Linked DNA regions of Homo sapiens: regions 2 and 3 are each linked to region 1. Evidence: chromatin loops called from intact Hi-C (ENCODE). Cell type or tissue: heart left ventricle. All regions are shown on one strand. Region 1 has its middle 19 kb from the start of HSBP1. Region 2 holds the start of OSGIN1 (oxidative stress induced growth inhibitor 1). Region 3 overlaps MLYCD (malonyl-CoA decarboxylase).

The links. Peaks named below come from ENCODE experiments on the same cell type or tissue, not always from the same donor. Only the 100,000 strongest peaks of a DNase experiment are listed, where the experiment ranks them.
Region 2: a loop joins it to region 1, with 15 times the contacts of the local background. A loop is called at or near these places in 26 of 110 quality-filtered maps.
Region 3: it touches region 1 in a loop (4-fold over the local background); 17 of 110 quality-filtered maps call a loop at or near these places.

Annotation. Positions count from the first base shown.
Region 1 is chr16:83,822,882-83,830,881 of GRCh38, forward strand. No RefSeq gene overlaps it. Among named protein-coding and RNA genes, the nearest start is that of HSBP1, 19 kb to the left of the region's middle. In heart left ventricle, a CTCF peak has its summit at 3,388 (motif pointing right); a DNase peak (open chromatin) is centred at 3,420.
Region 2 is chr16:83,950,218-83,958,217 of GRCh38, forward strand. OSGIN1 (oxidative stress induced growth inhibitor 1) reads left to right here and starts at 3,023. Exons shown (of 6, transcript NM_182981.3): 1 at 3,023-3,153; 2 at 7,423-7,521. The coding sequence starts at 7,455. RefSeq lists a silencer at 3,298-3,347 and an enhancer at 3,836-4,605. In heart left ventricle, CTCF peaks have their summits at 4,011 and 6,715 (motif pointing right); DNase peaks (open chromatin) are centred at 2,944, 3,464, 4,634, 6,724 and 1 weaker place; H3K4me3 peaks cover 1,984 bases; H3K27ac peaks cover 1,977 bases.
Region 3 is chr16:83,920,252-83,928,251 of GRCh38, forward strand. It overlaps MLYCD (malonyl-CoA decarboxylase), which reads left to right. Exons shown (of 5, transcript NM_012213.3): 5 at 1-6,780. It overlaps LOC105371372 (a long non-coding RNA gene), which reads right to left. Exons shown (of 2, transcript XR_007065147.1): 2 at 3,209-8,000. Among named protein-coding and RNA genes, the nearest start is that of MLYCD, 25 kb to the left of the region's middle. In heart left ventricle, CTCF peaks have their summits at 6,591 (motif pointing right) and 6,797; DNase peaks (open chromatin) are centred at 3,600, 5,050, 5,870 and 6,590.

The DNA.
Region 1 (8,000 bases):
AGCCTTTTTTTTTTTTCATAAGCAAATAAATTGGGAATTAAATTAGGTCCAAAATTCATCTGAGGCTTCTGAGAACTTGTTTGCAGAAAGCAATTGCTCTGGGACTGGCAACATTAGTAATCAAAGAGAAGCTAAAGAAAAACAGAAAATTGAAAAAAAAAAAAAAAGGAGGGAAATAAATTTGAATCAAGTTCATTTTTTCCAACATTTTATTTTGAAAAATTTTAAACATTCAACAAAACTAAAAGAATTTCTACAGTGAACACCTGCATACTACCTACAGTCAACTACTAACATATGACTCTGCTTGATGTATGATCTTTCTGACTCTGCCATGGCACAGGTCACAAGAGACTGCCAGGAGAGGAAGGTTCCAGGCTCGCCCTGAGAGGGGCCAGTGTCTCAAAAGCAAACTGTCCTCAAAGAACCTGTATTATCAACATTCAAAGCCCTTCAAGAGGCCAGCATTGCCATCAGAGTCCTTGTGGAAATATCCATTTTTCCCTGGCAGTAACACCAGCAGCCAAAATTTGTTTTAAAAATTATTGCACCGGCTGGGTGCGGTGACTCATGCCTGCAATCCCAGCATTTTACGAGGCAGGTGGATCACTTGAGGTCAGGAGTTCAAGACCAGCCTGGCCAACACAGTGAAATCCCATCTCTACCAAAAAATACAAAAATTAGCCAGGTGTGGTGGCTCATGCCTGCATAATCCTAGCTACTTGGGAGGCTGAGGTGGGAGAATCACTTGACACCAGGAGGTAGAGGTTGCAGTGAGCTAAGATCGTGCCACTGCAACATAATGAGACCCTATCTCAAAAAAAAAAATATTGCACATTCCTTTGTGTCAGTTTTGTCTCATGACTAGTGTGGTAAAATTTGGCTACCTACTATGTATCTGTTTATTAACGTGTGCAGTAGGTTTAAATATTCTTACAACTGCTTACATGAAATAATAATTGAATAAATAGAATGCTTCCATACTCTGCAGCCCATGATTCTGAAAATCGTCTAATGGGCTGCACTGGCTTCTCTGGGCTGACCTGGAAACATTGTCATCTTCACAAGTTCTGTACCAGCACAGTGCCCGGCACGAAGTAGATGCTCAGCAAACATTTGATCATTGGATAGATGCATATCCTGGCAAGCTGTGGTCGGACAAAAATAAATAAATAAATAAAATTTTTTTAAAAAAAGGATCCTATAGAGTCAGTATCAAAGGTCTGCTGTTGTACTGATTGGGGGGAAAGATCTCAGGATCTCAGGATGTCATCTTGACTGAAGACAAGACTGACTCGGGTAACAGTGCCATTTGCTCCTTGAATGCATCTCTCACTCCGGACTGAATATTCAGCTCCCTGCAAATCCCTATAAGGTGATTCAGGAACCAAGGGACAGGAAATTCTCTTCAGGATATTTACATTCTTTATCACTTGCTTTCAGCTGCAAGTGGCCAGTAATCTACCTCAAGGCACTGAAGCAAGAAAGGGCATTTGTTGACACTTGGAAGCTGGGGTTTGGGGGTCAATTCAGACATTGCTGATCCAGCTGCTCAAATTCATCAGGAATGGCTGCTGCCACTCAACTCTACCATCCTGTATGATGCCTTGGCCACCATGGAAAGATGGCCACAAGCAGTTCCAGCTGCATTCAAACCCCTCAGGCATCAACCCCTGGACAACAACAGCTTCCCTGGTTGTTTCCCAAAGTTCCCGCAAATGTCCCAAGGTTGCATCTCCTTGGTCTGATTTGGGGTATATGCCTATCTCTGAGCCAGTCACGGAAGCCAGCCAAGAGGAGTGGAATAATCTCATCGGCCAGGCCTGGTTCAGCACCCTACACTGAGACCAGGCATGGGATTAACCCACTCATCAAAGAACTGGAATTGAGGATGGGGGAGAAGAGCTACCTAAGTGGGATCAGGTGCTATTTACAGGCTACGTAAATTTAAGGCTCACCAAGCTCCAAATATTCAGGAAGGTGCACCTAATTTCCAAGTCTTTCCCACTCTCTCTCCCTCTCCAGCCAGCCCCAGGTAGCTTCCCCCATTGCCTGGCAAACTCCGAGCTCCTAGTCTGACGCCAACATGGAACCCAAAGGTGAGTCTCTTCTTCTTCACGACTCAGTTTAATTCTCAGCATAAGCCCTCCAGTCAATTCGGTGCTCTAAAAAGTTGGAAAACATTTATTAAACACCCACTGAATGCCAGGAACTGTGCCAGGCCCTACACCAATGGTGCTGTATTCTACCTACTCATTAGAATCACCTGGAAAACTTTTACACACAGCAATGCTAGGGCCCCACGTGCAGCATTCATCATGCCCACATCATTAGTATTTTGCCAAAGTCCTCCCTCCCCTGGGTGTCCAGCCAGGGTGAGAATCCCGGCGTTAGGAAATAAGACGCATTATCCCGTACGTAATGGAGCGCCTTCTTGGAAGTTAAACGTTGAGCTGCCAGGTGTGCCTTCTAGAAAGAGCCCTGGAGGAGACAGGAAAGCACTGGGGTTGCAGTGAAGCAGGCCTGGTTGGAACCCACAGCTCCAACAGCAGGGCAGACACAAACTTGCCAGGCCCAGTGCAAAACGGAAATGCAGGGTCTTTTTATTTATTTATTTATTTTTATTTTTTTATTTTATTTTATTTTTTTTTTTTTGAGACCGAGTCTCACTCTGTGGCCCAGGCTGGAATGCAGTGGCATTATCTTGGCTTACTGCAACCTCTGCCTCCCGGGTTCAAGCGATTCTCCTGCCTCAGCCTCCCAAGAAGCTGGGAATTACGGGCACCCGCCACCATGCCCTGCTAATTTTTGTAGTTTTAGTAGAGACGGGGGTTTCACCATGTTGGCCAGGCTGGTCTCGAACTCCTGACCTCAGGCGATCTGCCTGCCTCGGCCTCCCAAAGTGCTGGGATTACAGGCGTGAGCCACCACGCCTGCCCAAGAAATGCAGCGTCTTGTGTTCAGAAACTATTAGGAATCTCAAGATAACAACGGCAGAGCATTAAACCGAGCACAGGGCCCTGTGCGTAGGTCACAGACCCCAGAGGCCAGCCCTGTTTTCCAGCTTTATTGCTCATAATCTTGGGAAAGTCACCTGGTCACCGCAAGCCTCCTGACTGTCATTTCTGCGAAGGGGATAGCAATAATTTCCTCCAGGTTTTTGTGCAGATTGCAATAAGATTATGAACGTGCCATGCTTAGGGCGGGGCTTAAGCACTCATTCAGTGGGTGAAAGGAAGAGGAGAGAAGAGAGGAAGAGAAGCAGACTGACTGTTCAGTGTGAGTGGAAGCCCCATCTCCACGCGAAAACAGAGCAAAACCAGGATGAAGGCCACCCACGTAGTACCGTGGCCTGCCCTGCTCAGTAGCCGCGCCCAGACTTCCATCTGTGGCCAGCAGAGGGCAGCGTTGTGCAACTAAAGCCCCAGGATTCGGGCAAGGCCCCAAACCCAGAGGACAACTTTGCTAGAAGGTCTGGCAGGGAACCTGCATAATTTACTCCTGAGTCTCAGAACTAAAGTAAACAACGCCCCAAGAAATGATACCTAAGAGGCACATGACCTGCATGCAAATAAAGAGGCAGCATGAAGTAATCGCTTTCGGGGACGGTCTAATTTCCCCCTTGCCCCACCCCGCTCCCAGGATGAGAAGCTTCAGACCCCTGCATGATTTTCCCAAGGCTGTAAGGAAGGATGTTTGATAGGGACTTTCCTGTGCCGTGTTTCATTCGATTTTCCCGATAATCTGAAAGTTGGGCATTTTTATATATTCTTTTGTTTCTAAACAGAAGAGTAAATCATGCTCTGCAAGCTGTCTCTGGGACGTGCTGGCCTCCCTTCCACCCCAGGACCTTTGCTTGTGCTGTTGTTTTTGGCAGAAATCCCATCCTCCCACCGCACAGCTCCTTCACTTGGCGAACAGCTCGGTATAGGTACATCTCAAGTCAGACATCACGTCCTCAGGGAGCTTTGCTCAAATCTTGCACACCTGGCCTGGTGCTGTGGTTTCTGCTTTCATACCAGCTTGTTCTTTTCAGAGCTTCTATCATGGTGGTATGTGTATCTGTGTGACTCTTTGATTGTCTTTCTCCCTCACTAGCCTGTAAGCACCAAGAAGGCAAGAACTGTTTTTGCCTTCATTGACTCCCTAGTATCCTGGACATTGGCTGGCACACCCTACCAATATTTATTTGTTGAATGAATGAATGAATGAACTTGCCCAAGGTAGCACAGCTGGTAAGAGGCGAACTGGCATTCGACCCAGATCCTCTGACCCGCTAATCAGTCCACATCCCACTTTATCTTATTGCCATATATGAGCAAATGTTGAAAATTGGTGTTTTTTTTAGTCTTCCCACCCAAGGGGGCCTGCGGGACTTATATACCAACACCTGTCAGTCATGGTTGGGGGCTGCTGGGGTGGAGAGGTGGGCACGCAGTGGTGCCAATTCCCTGGAACGGATGGTAGCGTGAAATCCAGCGGCAACAGAAAGCTCTCAAGCAAAGAAGCACAGCTGCTGGTGGTCAGATGTCAGGCCAGAGTTTACAGAAGTGACAAAGGCAGGGGACATGGGAAGGTCACTATATAGATTGTGTCCCCCCAGAAACGTGTGGAAGTCCTAACTCCCGCTGCCTGTGAATGTGATCTTATTTGGAAACAGGTTCTTTGCATATGTAATCAAGTTGAGATTAGGTCATGCTGAATTAGGGTGGGCCCTAAATCCAATGACTAGAGTCCTTCTAAGAAGGTAATTTTCACAGATAGGAAACACCCAGGGAGAAGGCCACGTGATGATGGAGGCAGAGACTGGAGTGACGCAGCTGGGAGCCAGGGAACATCAACGATCACCAAGTGTCTCCAGGAACCATCAGGAGCTGGAGGGGCGGGAAGGATCTTCCCGGGAGCATGGATTTGTAGACACCTTGATTTTGGACTTCTGCCCTCCAGAACTATGAAAGGGTAAGTGTCTTCTGTTGTAAGCCCCTCAGTTTGAGGTTGTAAGCTCCTCAGTTTGGGGTTGTAAGCCCCTCAGTTTGGGGCATTTTGTTGCAGTGGCCCTGGGAAATGAATACGGGCCCCTACAGTGCCACGATGGTCAATGGGGAGCTTTGTGCTAGTGACTGGGAGTACGACACAGTGCTTGCAGCTTGGAAAACTCTTAGTACAGGGTCCCGCAATTTGTAGTTGGTGGAGCCCAGATTTCTGCGCTGTCATATCTGCTCCTCGAGGCTATGGAGTGAGTTTCTCTCCTCTTCTTCAATCAGCGATTACCCCACCCCCAGCTTTGCAGTGCATCCCTTCTCATCTCCCAGGGCACTCCTATCCCATCCACACTATTCACAGAGGGTGTGCAGGCTGGGACCCATGTGAGGCAGACTCGGGATGGCGTTGCTGTCTGAGAAACTGCACAAGTCTTTATTTCAGTTTTCCGCTGCTGTGAAGAGGCCACGCGGGCCCAACAATAGGGTTCCAGTCTCTCCGTGAGCCTCCCTGGACCCCTCACTCCCCCAGGTGTGTCTGTGCCCAGGAACACCTCACCATCTTGTCCCAGGAACCTGCAGCCCTTTTCATCCTCCGACTCACCTCCAGATTCTACTTCATGAAAGCACCCCTTAAAATGGTCAGTCCAAGCCAGATCCTCCTTGGAAGATGGGAGAGCAGAGAAGCCAATGGCAGTGCCCGCCTCTGGCAGGGCAGAGGGTGAGTGAGTCAGAACAGGTCAAGGGCTCATCATTTTCATGGCCCAGTCTCATTGATGGAGAGACCCTCAGAATACTCTGTCCTGGCTAAGACTAGAGAAGGGGGCTGAGACCTCCGTCTTGAAGATAAGGGAGAGGTCAGAGGATCAGCTGACCTCTTTGAACAGCCTGTCCCCTGGGACTGGAGTGAAGGCCTCTGGGACCTGAGCTATCCTACCTAGACCACCATCCTCCCCACTCCTCAGCCCATGTGACTGGGTGAGGGCACAAGCCTAGGAAAGAAGGCACTCTGCACCTGACTATTACGAGATGATAGAGATGCACCAGCCCCTGGACAAGCACTGGGTCCCTTGACACCAGCAAGAATGAATAGGGGCTCAGTCCTCACTACATTGAGGCCCCACGTAGCAAGCACAACCATCCCCTCTGACATGTGGCATCAAATTGCACGTCAGCATAAGGAATCCTGGTAGATTTTTTTTTTTTTTTTATCTATCTATTTATCTGAAACAGGGTTTTACTCTTGTCGCCCAGACTGGAGTGCGATAATGTGATCTCACTGTAACCTCCACCTCCCAGGTTCAAGCAATTCTCTTGCCTCAGCCTCCTGAGTAGCTAGGATTACAGGCGTGCGCCACCACGCCCGACTGATTTTGTATTTTTAGTAGAGATGGGGTTTCACCATGTTGGCCAGGCTGCTCTCAAACCCATGACCGCAAGTGATCTGCCCTCCTCATCCTCCCTAAGTGATGGGATTACAGGCCTGAGCCACCGCTCCTGGCCCTCGGTAGATTTTTAGAAACCTTCATCTCTGTGTGATTCCAGAAGCTCCAGGAGGCCAACAGCAGCCTGGGAAGGTGAAAAGCCTCCTCCTCCTAACCAGCCCACAGACAGAGGCTTTGGGACTCACTGGGGTGGCTGGGCCTGTATCCTAGAGGAATGTGCACAAGTGCACAGGGAGGCTGAGGCACCGGCCAGGCCTGAGTGACCTGCTCCCTGGCCCGCTCCTGCCTCCTCCCTCCATGCCCCTTAATCTTTTGCTTGCAGTCCCATTTTTCAAGTAGAACGAAGGCGTGCAAGTAAATCAGCACTGAAAGATGACATCACAGCGTCTACCTACAGGGAGGCGGGGAAAAGGGTGATTTCATTTTATTTTGTACATTGCTTTACTGTTTGCATTTTTTAACAGGCACATACGTTCACGCATAACCTGTATAATCAATTTTGTCTTCTGTTTTCTTAATTCCCCAACAGGCAGGACAGCCGTGTCCTACATTTCCCGCCATTTCCCCATGGTGATGGAGCTGCAGGGGTCCTGAGAGAGGGACGCTCACAAGGTCCCCGCACCACTTCCCGAGGGTCCCAGAATGACAGATTCGTATTCTAAAGGTGAGTCTGTCAATTGCATTCTGCCCTATGGCAGTCCGGCCAAGGGGGTGGCACCGCAGAGCCAGGAGGGCAATCCCAGTTCACGGTCACCAGGCTCAACCGCAGGCAACGGGCTGGTTGCATTCGTGTGGCAGGTCCTGGCTCCCCTGTTGTGTAGACAGGAGCGCGCGGTGAGCGGAGTGTCGGCCACAAACTCTTGCCCTGGGCGTGGCCATGTGACTTGGTTGATCCAATGGGATAAGAGCGGGGATGACAGAGCCCGCCCCATCCTAGGTCCCTGCCTGAGATGCTGGAGCTGAGCGTCCCAGCCACGTGCGCATGCTGGAGCGGAGGGGCTGTGCCTGGCCAGTGCTGCGTATGGGGGGGCGCCTCCGTTTCATGTCTGGTCAGTTTAGGGACGCCGCATCATTGCAGCAAAAGCCTGACTCCATACCGCTGAGAAATCACCGTGGCTAATGCAGAAGCTGAAGTAGGGCTGTCTTCCATGTGACTCTGGCAAAAAGTCATATGAGTTATTCAGGTCACATGACAGGCCCCCCAACCCTGATCTGAAGGTGGCCACGTGGTGAGGCAGGCCAAGCAGAGTGCTTTTCCCAGCGTCGGTACCAAGGTGCGTTTCTTTTTCGAAATCACAGCTGTAGGAGGCGGCAGCCTGGGCTCCCTGTTGCGGGGCGGAGTCTGTGGTGGGACATCCGAGACGAAGCCACTTTACTCATTAGGTGTAAACGGCCCAGCGCTGGGGCCTACGGACTTCTCAGGACCTGTACATTTATGAGAGACTTTTGTGGGGAAGGGGATGGTATTGATACCAAAGTGAAATTCCGAGGTCCAACACGTTTGAATCAATATCTACAAAAGATACCATTATACCAACCTCATTAACAGGTATATTTAGCATTCATAGAATGTTGT
Region 2 (8,000 bases), 130 kb after region 1:
CCCAGCTATCAGGCCCTCCCTTACTGCCAGCACTGGCAGATACGCACACACAGACATGCGCATACATACCAGCACACACGTACACACACATGCACACGTGAGCACATGTGCACACATGCACATACATACTGGCACACACGTACACACACATGCACACATGAGCACATGTGCACACATGCACATACACACTGGCACACACGTACACACACATGCACACATGAGCACATGTGCACACATGCACATACATACTGGCACACACGTACACACACATGCACACATGAGCACATGTGCACACATGCACATACACACTGGCACACACGTACACACACATGCACACATGAGCACATGTGCACACATGCACATACATACCGGCACACGTACACACACGCACACATGAGCACATGTGCACACATGCACACACATGCACACATGAGCACATGTGCACACATGCACATACATACTAGCACACACGTACACACACATGCACACGTGAGCACATGTGCACACATGCACATACATACTGGCACACGTACACACACATGCACACATGAGCACATGTGCACACATGCACATACATACTGGCACACGTACACACATGCACACATGAGCACATGTGCACACATGCACATACATACTGGCACACACGTACACACACATGCACACGTGAGCACATGTGCACACATGCACATACATACTGGCACACGTACACACACATGCACACGTGAGCACATGTGCACACATGCACATACATACTGGCACACACGTACACACACATGCACACGTGAGCACATGTGCACACATGCACATACATACTGGCACACGTACACACACATGCACACATGAGCACATGTGCACACATACACATGCACACACATCCTCATTCCCTCTCTCTCTCTCTCGCCCTCTGTAGGTTCCTGCTACTCTCACCTCATCAGAGTTGTTTTCTACCAGGAACCAGCCCCAGCCCCAGCCCCAGCCCCTGCTGGCAGATGCTCCGGTACCCTGGGCTGTGGCTTCCAGGATGTGCCTGACTCCAGGGCAGGGCTGTGGCCACCAGGGCCAGGACGAGGGTGAGGAGGGGGAGGCATCACCTCAGGCACAAAATTTTAGGGGCAGCAAAGCACTCCCATCACCAGAATACATACTGTGTCCATGCAGTGTTCTTACACATCAAAATTCATGAAAAAAAATCCAGAATGGAAAAAATATCAAACTTTTATTATAAACACAGACGGCATCGGAAGTCCTGGTTCTCCTCTTCCCATCAGCCCCAAGGCACTGCTCTGGAACCTGTCTGGGTTTATCCTGGCTTTTTTGCATTCATTTAGATTTTTTTTAATTGCCTCAAAATATTATTTTGTTTACTGGTTTTGGTTCCCTCTTAAAGTTTGCACTCAAAGGTGCACCCCCATCCCCCGCCCCTCGAGGGTGGCAGACAGGAGGACGAGGGCGGGCGACAACAACATCAACACTGAAAACAACAGCGAATGGACACTGAGGTCATGTGTGCACCGCGGCAGCTCCCTCCCTCCCTCCCTGCCTTCCACCCTCCTTCCCTCCCTCCCTCCTTCCCTTCCTGCCTTCCTCCCTCCTTCCATCCCTCCTTCCCTCCCTCCCTGCCTTCCTCCCTCTTTCCCTTCCTCCCTCTTTCCCTCCCTCTTCCCTTCCTCCTTCCTCCTTCTCTCCCTGCTTTCCTCCCTCCTTCCCTCCCTACTTCCCTCCCTCCCTGCCTTCCTCCCTCCTTCCCCCCCTGCTTCCCTCCCTACCTCCTTCCTTCCCTCCCTCCTTCCCTCCCTGCTTTCCTCCCTCCTTCCCTCCCTACTTCCCTCCCTCCCTGCCTTCCTCCCTCCTTCCCCCCCTGCTTCCCTCCCTCCCTGCCTCCCTTCTGTTTAACCGATGTTGAGTGCCTATGTGTCCTAAGCGCTGTTCTAGACACTGTGTAGAGCAGTCACGAATATACTTCCCTGCCCACACAGAGCTCACATTCTGGTTTGGGAAGAGAGACAATAAAATAATTCAGAAATAGGCCAGGTGTGGCATCTCACGCCTGTAATCCCAGCACTTTGGAAGGCTGAGGCGGGCGGATCATCTGAGGTCGGGAGTTCGAGACCAGCCTTGCCAACATGGTGAAACCCTATCTCTACCAAAAATACAAAATTAGCCGGGCGTGGTGGCACATGCCTGTAATCTCAGCTACTCAGGAGGCTGAGGCAGGGGAATCACTTGAGCCCGGGAGGCGTAGGTTGCAGTGAACCGAGATCGCGCCATTGCACCCCAGCCTGGGAAACAAGAGCGAAACTCCTTCTCAAAATAATAATAATTAAGAAACAGCAAGGTGTGGGGTGTGCAGTGCTACCCACATAAAACAGGAGAGAAGAGCCTGGGAGCAGGCTTCAAGTTCTAAGCATGGCAGACAAGAAGGATGTCATGTAAACCCTCACGGCCACTCTGGTAGAGACAATCTGTGACTTGGCCCCAGTTTTCAGATGAGGAAACTGAGGTGCGGGCCCTAAGGCAGCTTGCCAGAGCCCTGCAGCTGGGAAATGGCAAAGCTGGATTCGCAGCCCAGGCAGGCTGGTGCCAGAGGGCTTTTGGGGATTGGAGGGTGCAGTGAAATCCAGGTGGAATGCGGGAACTGGACGGGGTTTCGCCACTTAAAGGTACTGTTATTTTAACTGTGTGCGGGACAAAGCCATCTCCTCTTCGCTTATGGCAAAGGCCAGGCTGGCTCATTCAGAGGTCACTGGTTCCTCCTCCAGAGACTGAGCCCCAGGGATGGGGGTCTGGCTAGGGGGAGGTGGCTGGGAGGGAGCGCCACCCTAGGCCCCCTGGCAGGCCGCCCAGCAGGGGCCCTTTAAGGCTGGCCATGAGGCAGGCAGCGTGACACCCGCCCAGTGTGCAAGTTCATTCATCACGGGCCCCTGCTGACTCACGCTTATGAAAGTGATTTTCCTGGCCCCGCCCACTGCCTGCGCCGCCTCCTCCCTCCCCGTGAAATACCCTCACTTCCCTCTGGCCTCTCAGAGCCTCTTGGATCCCCACAGGGTAATGGGTGTCCCGATCTCGCGGGGGACTCTGTGATCCGTGTTCCCCTGACCCTCCTAGTGCACAACTTGGCCGGGCTCACTGGGCTCCTGCACCACTGCCTGTCAGGTGAGTGTCCGGGGCCAGGTTCCGGGGCAGGGAATCAGGCACATCCCAGGCACCCGTGGCAAGCCCAGCTGGACCGGAGGGTCTGCAGAGCCCTGGCGCCAGGCGGGGGTCCCGGGTGGTCCTGAGTGGAGGCCCTCGCCTGGGTTCTCTGGAGCCCGGCAGGATTCTCCCCTACACCAGGTTCCTCCCAGATCCTCAGCTGTGTCCCTGTCCAGGTGCCTGGTACCCTCAGCCAAGCAGCTGAAGCGGCCACAGTCCCAGCGTACCCTGGGCCATGTGACCGCCGCTCCTAGCAGGAAAGAGGGGTGTGGCCAGCCCGGGCTTACTGCCCAGCTGTTCCAAGGCCACTGGGTCGGCAGCCAGGCTGGGTGCCTTCTGGGTTTCTGCTTCTCCTGCTCAGGAGGGACAGAGCCCTTGGGTGCCCATGAACAGCCCCCATCCCTGGAGGTCCCAGCGACTTAGCTTCTCTCAGGAGGCTCAAGAGTGCGGCGGGTTGGGAGGGCGGCCCCTGGGAGGCTGGGGAGCTGCAGGAGACCCTGGGCTCCAGGTGTGCGGCACTGGGGCGAGGGCTCGTCTGTGATAAATGGCAAGTGCCGCTTGCGTGGACAGACCACCCCCTCACACTTTAGCGCCCCCAGGGCTTCGTGTCACTTTCTTGGTCTCCCTGTAATCAGCTGTTTTACTGGAGGGGACTTGGCAGAACTAAGATTTGTCACATGGCCGTGGTCTTGGACCCTCCTAGGTGACCTGGGGCAAGACGCCCACTCCTCCTGACCAGCTTTTCTTCCTCTGCACAATGGGGATAAGAACACCCACCTCCTGGGGTGTCTTCAAAGGCAAAGGAGTAAATGGCCACTAGAGGTGCCAAAGAAACGCAGACATACAGGTGTCCCAGAGTCTCAGAGCAGTTTGCAGCTTTAACAACCTCAGAAGTACAAATGCCGCACACTTGAAAGAAACGTCAGTCGAAGGTGCAACTGTTTTCATTTCTTTTATCCTGTTTGCCTTTGTGAAATTTGAAACATCAATTTTTAATGTTAACTTCTTTCCATCAACATCTGCCATCTTCAATTAAAGGGACTTAAAAAGATAACATTAAAAATTGATTCTTCCAACTCCGTAAAACTAAAAAGCACAAAAGGAATTGAAATGAAACTTTTGAACTCTCTTTTGTAAGTTGGCAGCATATTTGTCCGAGGTTATGAGTGACAGCGTCAAGCTGCTTCGGACTTTGGGGCGTCCTGTGTCACTCTGAACGGGAAGTGACTTCTCAGGTCCAGCCCCTGGGTGGTGACCTCATGTATGTGGCATCCAGAAGCTTCTGTTCAAGAGCCTGAGGACAGTCCCAGGAGGGAGCCCTGGACTTGGAGCCCCAAAGCCCTGGTGGTAAACCAGTGTCCTCTGCTGCCTGCAAAGGGTGGGAAGGGGCAGCCAGTTCTGATTCCTCATTGGCCAGCAGGGGCTCCTGCAAATGCCCTTCTTGGGGTGGTGGGAAAATCTGAAAGAACAAAGGAGGGGCAGGGCATGGCCCAGGGTGGGCGCACTGGGGCAGATGGAGCAGGTTGGCTCACTCGTTTGGTGAAGGGGCTGGGGTGCCTGGGGGTGTCAGCCCACGGGGATCAAATATCAGTTCCATCGCCCACCGGCTCTGTAGCCTCAGGGCACGGCTTCACCTCTCCTAGCCTTAGTCTCCTCATCTGCAAAGTGGGTTGCTAGGAGGATCAAAGGAGGTGATGCGGGGAAGCCCTTTACCAGGAGGTCCCATGCTCCCCAGTGGCTGCTGTTCCCGGGGACCATGATGAGGACTGAGGGGCCCAGAGCCATTCGAGGGTATCAGGAGCAAGCCAGAGAAAGCACTCTGAGACCCGTAGTCCTGTTCTCCAAGGCCTCTGGGTATACTCAGCACCCAGAGTCAATGAGAAATGATCCCTTCCCAGCCAGAACACCAGGTCCTCAGCTGTCCCTCTGCCTCCCCGCCTGCCACTAGCGCTGCGACAGAGAAGTGGGGGACCCTGGAACGGACACTGCACGTTCCACCCGGCAGAGGGGTCTCAGCAGGACCTCTCACAGCACTTGGGGCACAGAGAAGGCTCTGGAGCAGGGCGGCCTGGGCTCTGATCCAGCCCAGCCTGCAAGAGCTGGTTCAACCACCTTGCAAACTATAAAGGGCGGTGAGAAACGCTCTGGCCCTCAGAGTACTTACAACAACCCGATTAAATAAGGATTCAATTTGTTAACGTGTATTAAGTGTTGAGATCATGCCTGGCACCCAGCCCACTCCACAGAAGTATGGAAATGTCAGCCACATGCTGTCTTTGTTGTTCTTGTAACTACTACTACTATTATAATTGGTGGCAGCGTCCCCCTGAAATCTCCCCCTCAAGGCAGGCAGCCTGGGGTCTTGTAGGGAGCTGAGCATGAAGAGGCCATGTGGTCCCTGGTGACTGCAGCGTGTCACCTTCCTTCTCTCTGGAAAGGGAGGAGGAGGTCTTCGGTGCTGGGCACACGAGCTTGCCTAGACAGGACACGGAGGCTGTCCCTGGCCCCCACGCCAGTGGAGGCAAGAAAGGCTATGCTCAAGGGAGCAGAGAGCACCGACACAGGGGTCCCTGACAGACCCCTTCCCCGCTAGGCACATCCTCACCCTCGGAGCCTCCTTCTCCTCACCTGCAAGACAGAGGTGACAGGGCTCACCTCTCAAGGCTGCTGAGCGGGCTGGACGCTACTGCTTAGATGCAACCTCCTTGCAAACTGTAGAGTGCTCTGAGAAGGTCAGTTGTTGTCACTGTGGGGGCGACACATAGGTCCTCTCAGTGGCCCATCTGTGTGGCAGTTTCTCATCCCTCTCCTCGGGACCTGCCTGGAGGTGGACGAAGGTGTTTCTGTCACCCTGCACACATCAGAGGCCACACACTGGTCTCAGCTGTGTTTGGTTGGCCTTTTAAGCATCTTCCAAAACTCTGCGTTCATTCATTGCCCACTTCTTCAACTCAGATCATTCACATAGAAATCCAGATTCCCACTTTCTCTGGAAGAATTCTGGAGGCAGGTGGCCCTGGGCCCCCACCCCTGGCCACTCTGGGTGGTCCAAGCCCTGTGCCCGCCCACTTGAGTGTGACACCTGGATGGGCCCTGGATCTCGAGGGACAGGCCGAGTGGTGTGGGTGGTGGCACTGGCAGGGTCTTGGCACCAGTGAGCCCTGGGTTTCAAAGCCAGCTGTGTGACACTGAGAAGTTTGTGCGACCTCTCTGAGCCCCGTTTACACATCTGTGAAATGGGACATTAATATGGCCAGGGCTGCACAGGGTCAGCGTGAGGCGGATATGAGAAAAAGCATGTCAAATACCCGGTACACAGTAAGTGCCAAATGCTCATCATCCCTGTGCCCACAAGGGTGTTGCCTTGTGGTCCTCAGGATGGCAGCATGTGGCCCTCGGGTGAGGCTGGTGTCCGCTGCTAGCTGGTGTGGGGAAGAAGGTAGGTCTGATGCTCCTCTGGGAACCGGCAGCTCTAGGACCAGCACTTGGGTCCCTTTGAGCGATTTGGGCCTGCGGCCAGCAGAGGGCGCGGCTGCCCCAGAGATGGCAGGTTCACCAGCACGTCCCCAAACCTGGCCACTGCTTCCATTTCCCCAAGTCCATCCCAGCTCCTGGGGCAGGCCACAGCGCTGGCCCATTCCCTGTGGCAGATTCACTCCAGGCAGGTGCTTCCCGTCTGTGATCCTACTGTGTCCCTCAACCACCCTAGGAGGTAGGGACTCATTGCTTCCATTTTACAGATGAGGAAACTGAGACCCAGAGAGGCCCGGGAATGGGATAGGAAGCAACGTGCCAGGGCTGGATGACGAGTCCACCAGGCCACACTGGGACTCGAGGACTGTGGCCCACAGAAGGGTCTGGCAGGGCTGGTTCCTGGGTTGGGCAGGAATGGCCTCTCGGGAAGACAGATAATGAGTTTCGGGGACTGTTACTGCCCCAGTGAGATGGGAGAGTAGAGTGAGGCTCGGAGGGACAGTGGCTGCCTGGGGCAACCAGGCCCGAGGAGGGGAGGGCACATTCTGCATGACTGGGGAGGGGTGGGGCAAACAGCCTGTTTGGAGCAGAGGCTGTGTGAGAGCAAGAAGGGAGTCCCGTCAGATATGTCTCATGGGGACCCCGGACCAGACCCTGAGGGCCACAGGAGGCCACCCTAGCTGGGAGGTGAAGTGGCTGTGTGGACACCCAGGCCTCACCCGAATGGACTCTTCCTTCCCCTCTCCCCCACTCCAGGTCCGCTGCCAGCCCCAAGCCCCCCACCAGCCATGAGCTCCTCCAGAAAGGACCACCTCGGCGCCAGCAGCTCAGAGCCCCTCCCGGTCATCATTGTGGGTGAGTGTCAGGCCCCAGCCAGGGAGGGGCTCCGCTGAGCCTTCCGGGTACCCCCCAGGTCTGAGGGCAGGAGCTGGGCAAGTCCAGGCCTGGTGTCTTTTTTCGTTTTTGGGGTTTATTTTTTATTTATTTATTTATTTATTTATTTATTTATTTGAGACAAAGTCTCACTCTGTCGCCCAGGCTGGAGTGCAGTAGTGCAATCTTGGTTCACTGCAACCTCTCCCTCCCGGGCTCAAGCGATTCTCCTGCTTCAGCCTACCAAGTAGCTGGGATTACAGGTGCATGCCACCATGCCCAGCTAACTTTTGTATTTTTAGTAGAGATGGGGTTTCGCCATGTCGGCCAGGCTGGTCTCGAACTCCTGACCTCAAGTGATCTGCCTGCCTCAGCCTCCCAAAGTGCTGGGATTATAGGTGTGAACCACCATGCCTGGCCCAGGCCTGGCCTCTTTACAGTGGTCTTTAAATTAAGCCATT
Region 3 (8,000 bases), 97 kb after region 1:
CGATAAAAACAGATCTCCTCCAGCTCACGTGAGGCTAGGCACGGGTTCCTCAAAACCTTTTTGGGCAGCTAGCAGCTTTGACTAGCAGCTCATCTCACCAGGCTGAGGTCGCTGCCTGTGAACAGTTGACAGACCTAAAGCCAGCCAGAATGTTCTGTGTCAGAGAGCCCTGTCCAATGGGCAGAGCTGGGAGACACGCAGGAAGACCCCCAGCCCATGCCCGTTCTCAGGCCTGAGGTTCATTCTCGTTCTCTCCCTCTTCCCTTTCCCCTTCCTCCCTCCTGCCCTCGAATCTGCAAGGTCTCTCCGGGTGGCTGTGTTCTGCCAGGGCCTCCCAGGCTCCAAGATCACTGCCTTCAGGGAGCCCAGGAAGAGCTGCACATCCGCTGCCTCTGTGTGGCAGGCGTGTCCGAGACTGCAACTCCTAGTTCCCACCTTTCACACCTCATCTCTCTAACCTCTTATGGAAAATTTCAAACATATGTAAAAGCAGGGAGAAATTGCATAACGAACCTACAGACCTATCACCCAGCTTCCACAGTCATCAGTGGTTTTCTGTTTTTATCAAACTTTATCTTTGTACTTCTTACAGTGCTTCACATTTAGCAGGTCCTCAATGAACATTAGATGGATGGATGGAAGGAAGGAAGATGGATGGATGGATGGATGGATGGATGGATGGATGGATGGATGACAGATGGATGGTGGAGGGTTAATGGAAGGAAGGAAGATGGATGGGTGGAAGGAAGATGGGTGGATGGATGGTGGAGGGTGGATAGAAGGAAGATGGGTATATGAATAGATGGCTGGGTGGGTGGAAGGAAGGAAGATGGTTGGATGGATGGAAGATGGATGGATGGATGGATGGAGGGTAGAGTTTTAATGGAAGGAAGATGGATGGACGAATAGATGGAAGGAAGATGGGTGGATGGAAGGAAGATGGATGGATGGAATGATGGATGGGTGGTAGAGGGTGGATGGAAGGAAGATGGATGAATAGATGGGTGGGTGGGTGGATGTTTGGATGGATGGTGGAGGGCAGAGTGTTAATGGAAGGAAGATGAATGGATAGATGGAGGGTAGAGTGTAGATGGAAGGAAAGGAAAGGAGGATGGATGGATGGATGGATGGATAGATGGATGGAGGAGGGTGGATGGAAGGAAGGAGGATGGATGGATGGATGGGTGGGTGGGTGGGTGGATGGATGGCGCAGGGTATATGGAAGGAAGATGGATGAATGATGGAAGATGGATGGATGGGGGACAGATGAATTGATGGCGGAGGATGTTAGGATGGGTGGATGGATGTATTAACATCCCTTCTCCATGCCTCAGTCCCCATCATAAGGAGAAAGAGCCTGTCGTCCCTCTATGATACTGCACTGAACCAATATTCCCCTCACTTCATGGGTGTTACAAACCTCTTATCATCTGTTTACGTCTCACTCTTACTGTAGAACCTCTAGAAAGGCAGGTGGCTTCCAGCTCCTCGCTTTTCCTGAGGGATGATCTGACCACCCATTCTTACACATGTCATCTTTCCCACAGTGGCAGTGCAGAGGAGACAAAAGCAGAACAAAAGCAGACAGCGGCCAGGTCTGAGGGTGATAGGCTACTCACTGGGTCCTAGTGTTCTGAACTACACCCTACAGGAAAGTGCTACTCAGTGCCCAGGTGACATCGTCACAAGGGGAACACAGTGGCTAAGAGGGCAGGGGCTCAGTCTCACAGACCTGGTTTCCATCCCACTTGCTCTCAGGAACCCTGGGCAACAACTGTGACCACAGTGTCTTCCTCTGGAAAGTGCCCAGCAGTGTTGGGCTCACCGTAGCTGCACAATAAATTGTCATGAGTGCTTTCCACTGTGTCCCAGGTTCAAGGCTGAAGTCACAACCCCACCCCTGCCACAGAGCCTGCCCCCCCGAGTGTTCCCCATCTCAGTCTGAGGCCCGACCTGTGCTTCCGGAGCCCGCGTCCCGTCCCATCTCAGGAGCTACTCTGCTCCATTCCCCCCGTATCCGAGACCTAAGTTCCGGCTCTCCTTATCTCTTGGAGCCCTGTCATCTGTGGATCAGATGCTCCCCAGCTCCCTCCATCCCACCCACAGGGTTTCACAAGAGGCCCAGCCATGCACCCTGCTGGGGTTCAGACTTGAGGGGTGCCACTGGAGTTGGGGTGCACCTGCTCTCACCTGTTCATGGGCTCCTTTTTCTTCTGAAATGCAGCGTGAGGCACCATGGAGGGAGCTGTAGACTTTGGCTCCGGCCAGTGCCCAGTTCAAATGCTGGCCCCACCACTTCCAGCTGGGTGGCCCAGGGCAAGCCACCTACCCTTGCTTTGCCTCAGTTTCCTCATCTTTAAGTGGCAGTAACCATAGTACCGACCCCACAGCCTGCTGAGAGGCTCAAAGGAGACGATGTATATAAAGCAGTTAACTGATGCCTGCCCTGGGAAGCAGAGCAGTCCCTGTCATGATGGGCGTTTCTACATCTGGACCTGGGCGCCACCATCCTGCTCACCTGAATGCGGGTTCTGGGATCTTTCAGTCCTTATTTGGATATTTGAATATTTGTTGGTTTTCTGGCTTCTCACAATTTCTAAGAGGTGACTAAGTGGATCATTCGTTCCCGGGAGAGGTGGGAATGGCTCCTGTGGACACGGCATTGCACAGGGGCTTGAGGGGACCTCCTGACCCCTGATGGCTGAGCACCCTTGTCATACTCCTCAGGGAGAGCCCAGGCCACCGGCTAGCTCCAGACTGGCTCTGCAGGGCCTCAGAATCTGAACTCCCTGTGGTCACTCTGAGGCCTCTCTGTCTCTCTGTGTCTTTCTCTTTCTACCCTCTCCATCCCTCCTTCCCTCTGAGGGCTTGACCTTCACTGACCTCCAGGGCAAGAACAACCAAGAGTTGCTCCCAAGAGGGCTTCCCTCCTCCTCGTTCTGTGTGGCCTCAGAAGTGAGGGAATCTCAGTGCTCTGTGCAGGCATGTGCTTATTCTGAGCTCTGTTTGAAATTAAACATGAGGTGTACTAAAGATTTAAATCGAGCAAACACCTCTGTGATTTCCAATTGGATTCTGAGGCGCTTACAGAAATATGAAGTCCATTTTGATCTACTCTTAGAAACAAAAGCTGCCCATGATTTCACCACAGAAAGTCTGCCTCATTTGCAGTTTAGCGGACTCACAGAGGTGACCCTAGATCTCTGTCTCGCCTTTGTTTGGTTTATTTCCACATTGCATTTGCGTTTCCCGCCTGGCTAGTTCTTGATCATTGAGGAAGGCAGAGAGAAACGAGATTCTCTGCTCTGGGCCAGGCATTCTCTGTACACGTTCCTGGTTCCAGCCTGCCTCCTTCCCTAGAGGATCACCGTGTCCAGCCCTGAAGCTGGAGCGAGTGTTCCTCACTTAGAGATGAGGCGATGAGGCGGCGAGCTGGGAGAGGGCTGAGCAGCTGGTGAGGGCAGAGTTGGGACTCAAACCCAGGCCCGACCACCACCCAGCTCTCCTTCCACCGCACTGGTCCACCTCCTGACCGTACGTGGGGAGACCCACGCAAAGGCCCAGAGAGGAGAAGGCCAGCAGTGGGCAGAACAGAGTGGGCCGCAGGTTTTGGCAAGCCTGGAGGGGAATAGGTCAGAAAGGTAGCCCGGCTGGGCTGAGAGACTGAGGACAGGGGGTGTTAGGGTGCTGACATTCTGGCAAGGGGGCGGGGGTCTGTGGAAGACAACCCCAGGCTGGGGTGGCTTCTCTCAAACCCGGGCATGCACAGTGCTGGCCGTATCGGTCCGAGCCCTCGGCTGCCAGGGAGAGAAGCTGAGCTCCCACCAAAGCATAAAATCCAGGCCAGCGAGGGGCAGCCAGACCACGGGAAGACAGGAGGAACCCGGACCTGGCTCTCGTGCAGGAAGCAGGCAGTGCACAGCTCCGCCGCCACAGAGACAGCCTCCTCTCATGACCCCAGACTCAGCCCGGGCCGTGGTGGGAACGATGGTTGGCCCGGTTTGGAGATGGGGGATCTGGCCCTGTGGTGAGTGCACCCAGAGCAGGTGTCTCTCCGGAGCAGTTGAGTAGAACAGCTGGCGTCACCTCTTCATGTTGACGAGGGGAGATGAGTGGCCCAGGCAGTTCCTAGAGCGGGGGAGATGGAGTGGGCCGTATCCCACCCAGCAGGAGCGCTTGCTTCTGAAGCTCCCGTGCGTCTGTGACAGAGGCTTGAACCCCCGGCTTGTTCTCTCACGTCTGTTGCCGTAAATCTGTCTCCATCGCCTGGCACATAGGAGAGGCTTGGCAAATATTTTTGGTTCACTGAAGAAAGGCAGCCCTCACTCCTGCTGCTCAGACAGCACCCCCTGAACGTGAGTTACTGCCTCCTTGAGCACTTTCGCAGGAGAGAAGACCAGAGAGCTGCCTTCAAAGATGCCAGAGCCATGTTTATTTAAGCGGCGCTGCTCCAGAGAGAACTGGCCATTTGCAGTCTCCACCCCAGTGTGGCTCACGATGCCACCTCTCCTTGCCAGCTCTCACCGAGGCCCCCGGTGACCTCCTAGGGGGTACATCCAGCCAGGTTCCCCCTCAGCAATGGCCAGGGGCCACCGTGGGCCACACTGCACTTCCCAAATGCTCCCGGCACTGGCACAGATGCACACCCTCTTGGCCATCCCCACCTGTGCTCCGCCACTCTTAGTCAGCCATTCCTCTCGGCTTCCGGGAGTCCCCTCCTTCTCTAAGGATCTCACCCCCATCCGTGTCTCTGCTGTCTCCTAACTACCGATAGCAAGGGCACTAGTGCCCCTGTTTGCCGGGGACAGGCCCTGTCTGGGGCCCTGGTGTGGCATCATTGTTAACAGAGCTTCTTTTCACTCTGAAGTGTTCAGTTAGGACAGTCACTTGCACAGTCCCCTCACTGGTGACACAGACACCCCATACCTGTGTGTTTCCCCTGCATAGCTCAGCAGCAGCTCAGGCTCAGCACGGCCAAGGCTGAATGCAGATGCCCTCCCTCCAAAACCTGGCCTCCTCCAGCTGTTCCTTCCTGGCGAGGCCACCTCCAACTGTGTAACACAGAAGCCTGGGTGCCATCCCTGGGGCTCCCCTCACCCCCACCTCCCACCCGTCCCCGGGCCCCTGGACAGACCACTGGCCTTGTTCTCTTCATTTCCCTGGCCCAGGTTACAAAGTCTCCTTCCTGATTATGTGCATTAACTAACCTCGCAGGTGCTCTGCCCACCTGCCTACGCCAGACTCTTCCAGATCCTTCTCCACCCCAGCAGGCAGAGTTGTCATTGTGAAATGCAAATCAGGTTCCATCTCTCCTCTCCTTTCCTACCTCCCACCATCCCCGTCACCCTCCCTGTCACACACAGCCCCCTCCGTGGCCTCTCAAGCCTGCTGTGGCCTGACCCTCCCCTCTGCTTTTCCAGGCCCTCCTGGCACTGTCCTCCCTCAGTCTGGGACTCCCTGTCCTCCCTCCTTCCTGCGTGGCACATGCTCCTCCCTCTTCTTGAAACGCTCTCCCCTCCCTGCCTCCCAGGCAATGCCCACTCTGCCTCCAAAGTTCATCCATCGTCCTCTCCTCAGGAAGATTTCCCTGGTGGCTTGACTAGGTCACAGTCCCCCTTTATTTGCCGTCTTCTCACTGGGGCCTCTCCTTCCTGGTAGCTTCTAAACAAGGCAGTTTCATGTGTGTATCTCCACTAGACTAGACGCTCTCTGAGGGCAGGGACCCTGCTTCGCTTCTGGCCCGAGGTGGCTGCAGGGTCTGCAAGATCATCAGGGCCCCCTCCAATGTGACACTTGCAGAGGGGACCCCTGGCCTGGGGCCACGCTGGTTACTTGGGTACACTCCTTGCCCAGGGTTCCACAGCCCCTTAAAGGCAGGGTCTTTCTGGCCACGCCTGGCCCTGGTCTGGCCTCCCCAAGGAGCCCTGCCGCTGGGGGTGCTGTGTGGGAACAGAGCACAGGCCCTCCCTCCCAGAGCCCACGAGATCTCACTTTCTCCAAGCCCAGCTCCCCAAGGACTCAGACCCCAGTTGCCCTGCACTGAACGCTGGCTTGCCCTAGCTCACTCGGACCCCACCCTGCACTGGGAAGGAGGGTCCCTGTCCCCGTTTGACGGGTGACGACACTGAGGCCCAGAGAGCTGAAGGGGCTGGCCGAGGGGACGGGCTTGGGCGCTTCCATTCTCACACTGCTGCCGTGACACCTAATCCATCCGGGGAAGTTCCCTTTAAACCCAAAAGGGGACGGTGAAGCCACACGCGGCCGCCCTTCTCAGGAGCCCACTTCCACCTCTCGCAGGCTAGACAGCGTTCCCCAAGTCCCCCCTTGAGCTGGGTGGGCTGCCCAGCTGTGAACACAAGGACACCTCCGATTTCGTCCTGTGAATGTTGATATTAGTGGTCCCTTCCTTCAGGGGCTGTGGGGATCTCAAAAGATAAGGCAGGTCTGGAGTCCTGCGCGGTACCTGCCGCATGGCAGGCTCTTTACGGACAGCGCAGGGACGCACTTTGATGCTGAAAATGAGTCTCTGGGACAGATGGATCCCAGTCTGGGTCCTCGCAAGCGCTGTGCACCCCGTCGCCGCGAGATGGCGGTGTTGCGCCCCTCCAGCCTCCTCTGCTCTGCGCTTGGGCGCTGAATGTTAAAATTCCTAACAGGTGAATCGCTTGAATCCGGGAGGCGGAGGTTGCAGTTGGCCGAGATGGCGCCACTCACTCCAGCCTGGCGACAGAGCGAGACTACGTCTCAAAAAAAAATAAAAATAAAAAAATAAAATCCTAACAGGTAGCATACCTGCACTCGGAACTTGCACAGCCGCTCCCCACTCTCTCACAGGGATTAGGTAACGATACTCAGAGCTAGAGCAGGCATTTGGGACTGCCCAAACCAGCTGCTCTTCCTGCTTTCTGAAGCTTCCCCGGGGGAATCTTCTGGCTCCCAGTCCGAGCCTCCTGTGGTCAGCTCCTCCTTGCCCAGTCGTCGTTTGCAGTACAGCAGGGGCGTGGTCATTTGCAAATGTCCCAGAGGGCCCCCTCCAGTCGCTTCACATCGGTCTCAAGTCGGGCTGACTGAGGGCATGACTTTCTGTCTCAGGCATGGAGCCCAGATCACAGATCGAAACTCCGCTAAATCTAGAGGCCACGGGTCCCAAACACCAGTCATTTGCTGAGCACTGTCGCAATTTTTTTATATCCCTCCCATCAATACAAGCTGGATTTTTTTATTAAGTAGAAGCTAAAAGTAAAAAGTAATATAAAAACAAAACAGCATTAAACTTCAGTTAGATACATTTGCTTTCTCTCTTCAAAAAAATCGGGGTTGGCGGGGGAGGATTAATAAATGTTAAGGTTTTTTAAACGTATATTACCAAACAGACTTTCTCTTTGAGGACTCAGAAAGTCCTCAAAAGACTCATAAAGGAGCAAGAATTGGAAAAGGATTAAATGAGATTATTGCTTCGTCCAGGAGCCACCAGATTATCACACATCTCACACCCTGGGCAATCCTTTGAAGAATTTTGCCTCTAGACATGCAAAGTGCACTTTGCCCTGGGTTTATCTAAGTCCTGCGCTGTCGCCCAGGCTGGAGTGCAATGGGGCCATCTTGGCTCACTTCAACCTCTGCCTCCCAGGTTCAAGCAATTCTCCTGCCTCCGCCTCCTGAGTAGCTGGGACTACAAGCACACACCACCATGCCTGGCTAATTTTTTGTGTGTTTGTAATAGAGCCAGGGTTTCATCATGTTGGCCAGGCTGGTCTCGAACTCCTGACCTCAAGTGATCCACCCGCCTTGGCCTCCCAAAATGCTGGGATTACAGGTGTGAGCCACCACGCCCGACTCTTAGAGATGTGTTCTGGAAACCCCAGTGATAAGCACTGGGACCAGAAGGAGAAGCTACATGCAGGTAGAAGCCAGACCTTGGCGTCCTGGGAGGAGGAACTTCCCTATGTGACCAGGAGTTGGGGCACCCCAGCAGAACCTGGCCTCTGCTTGGCACAGTG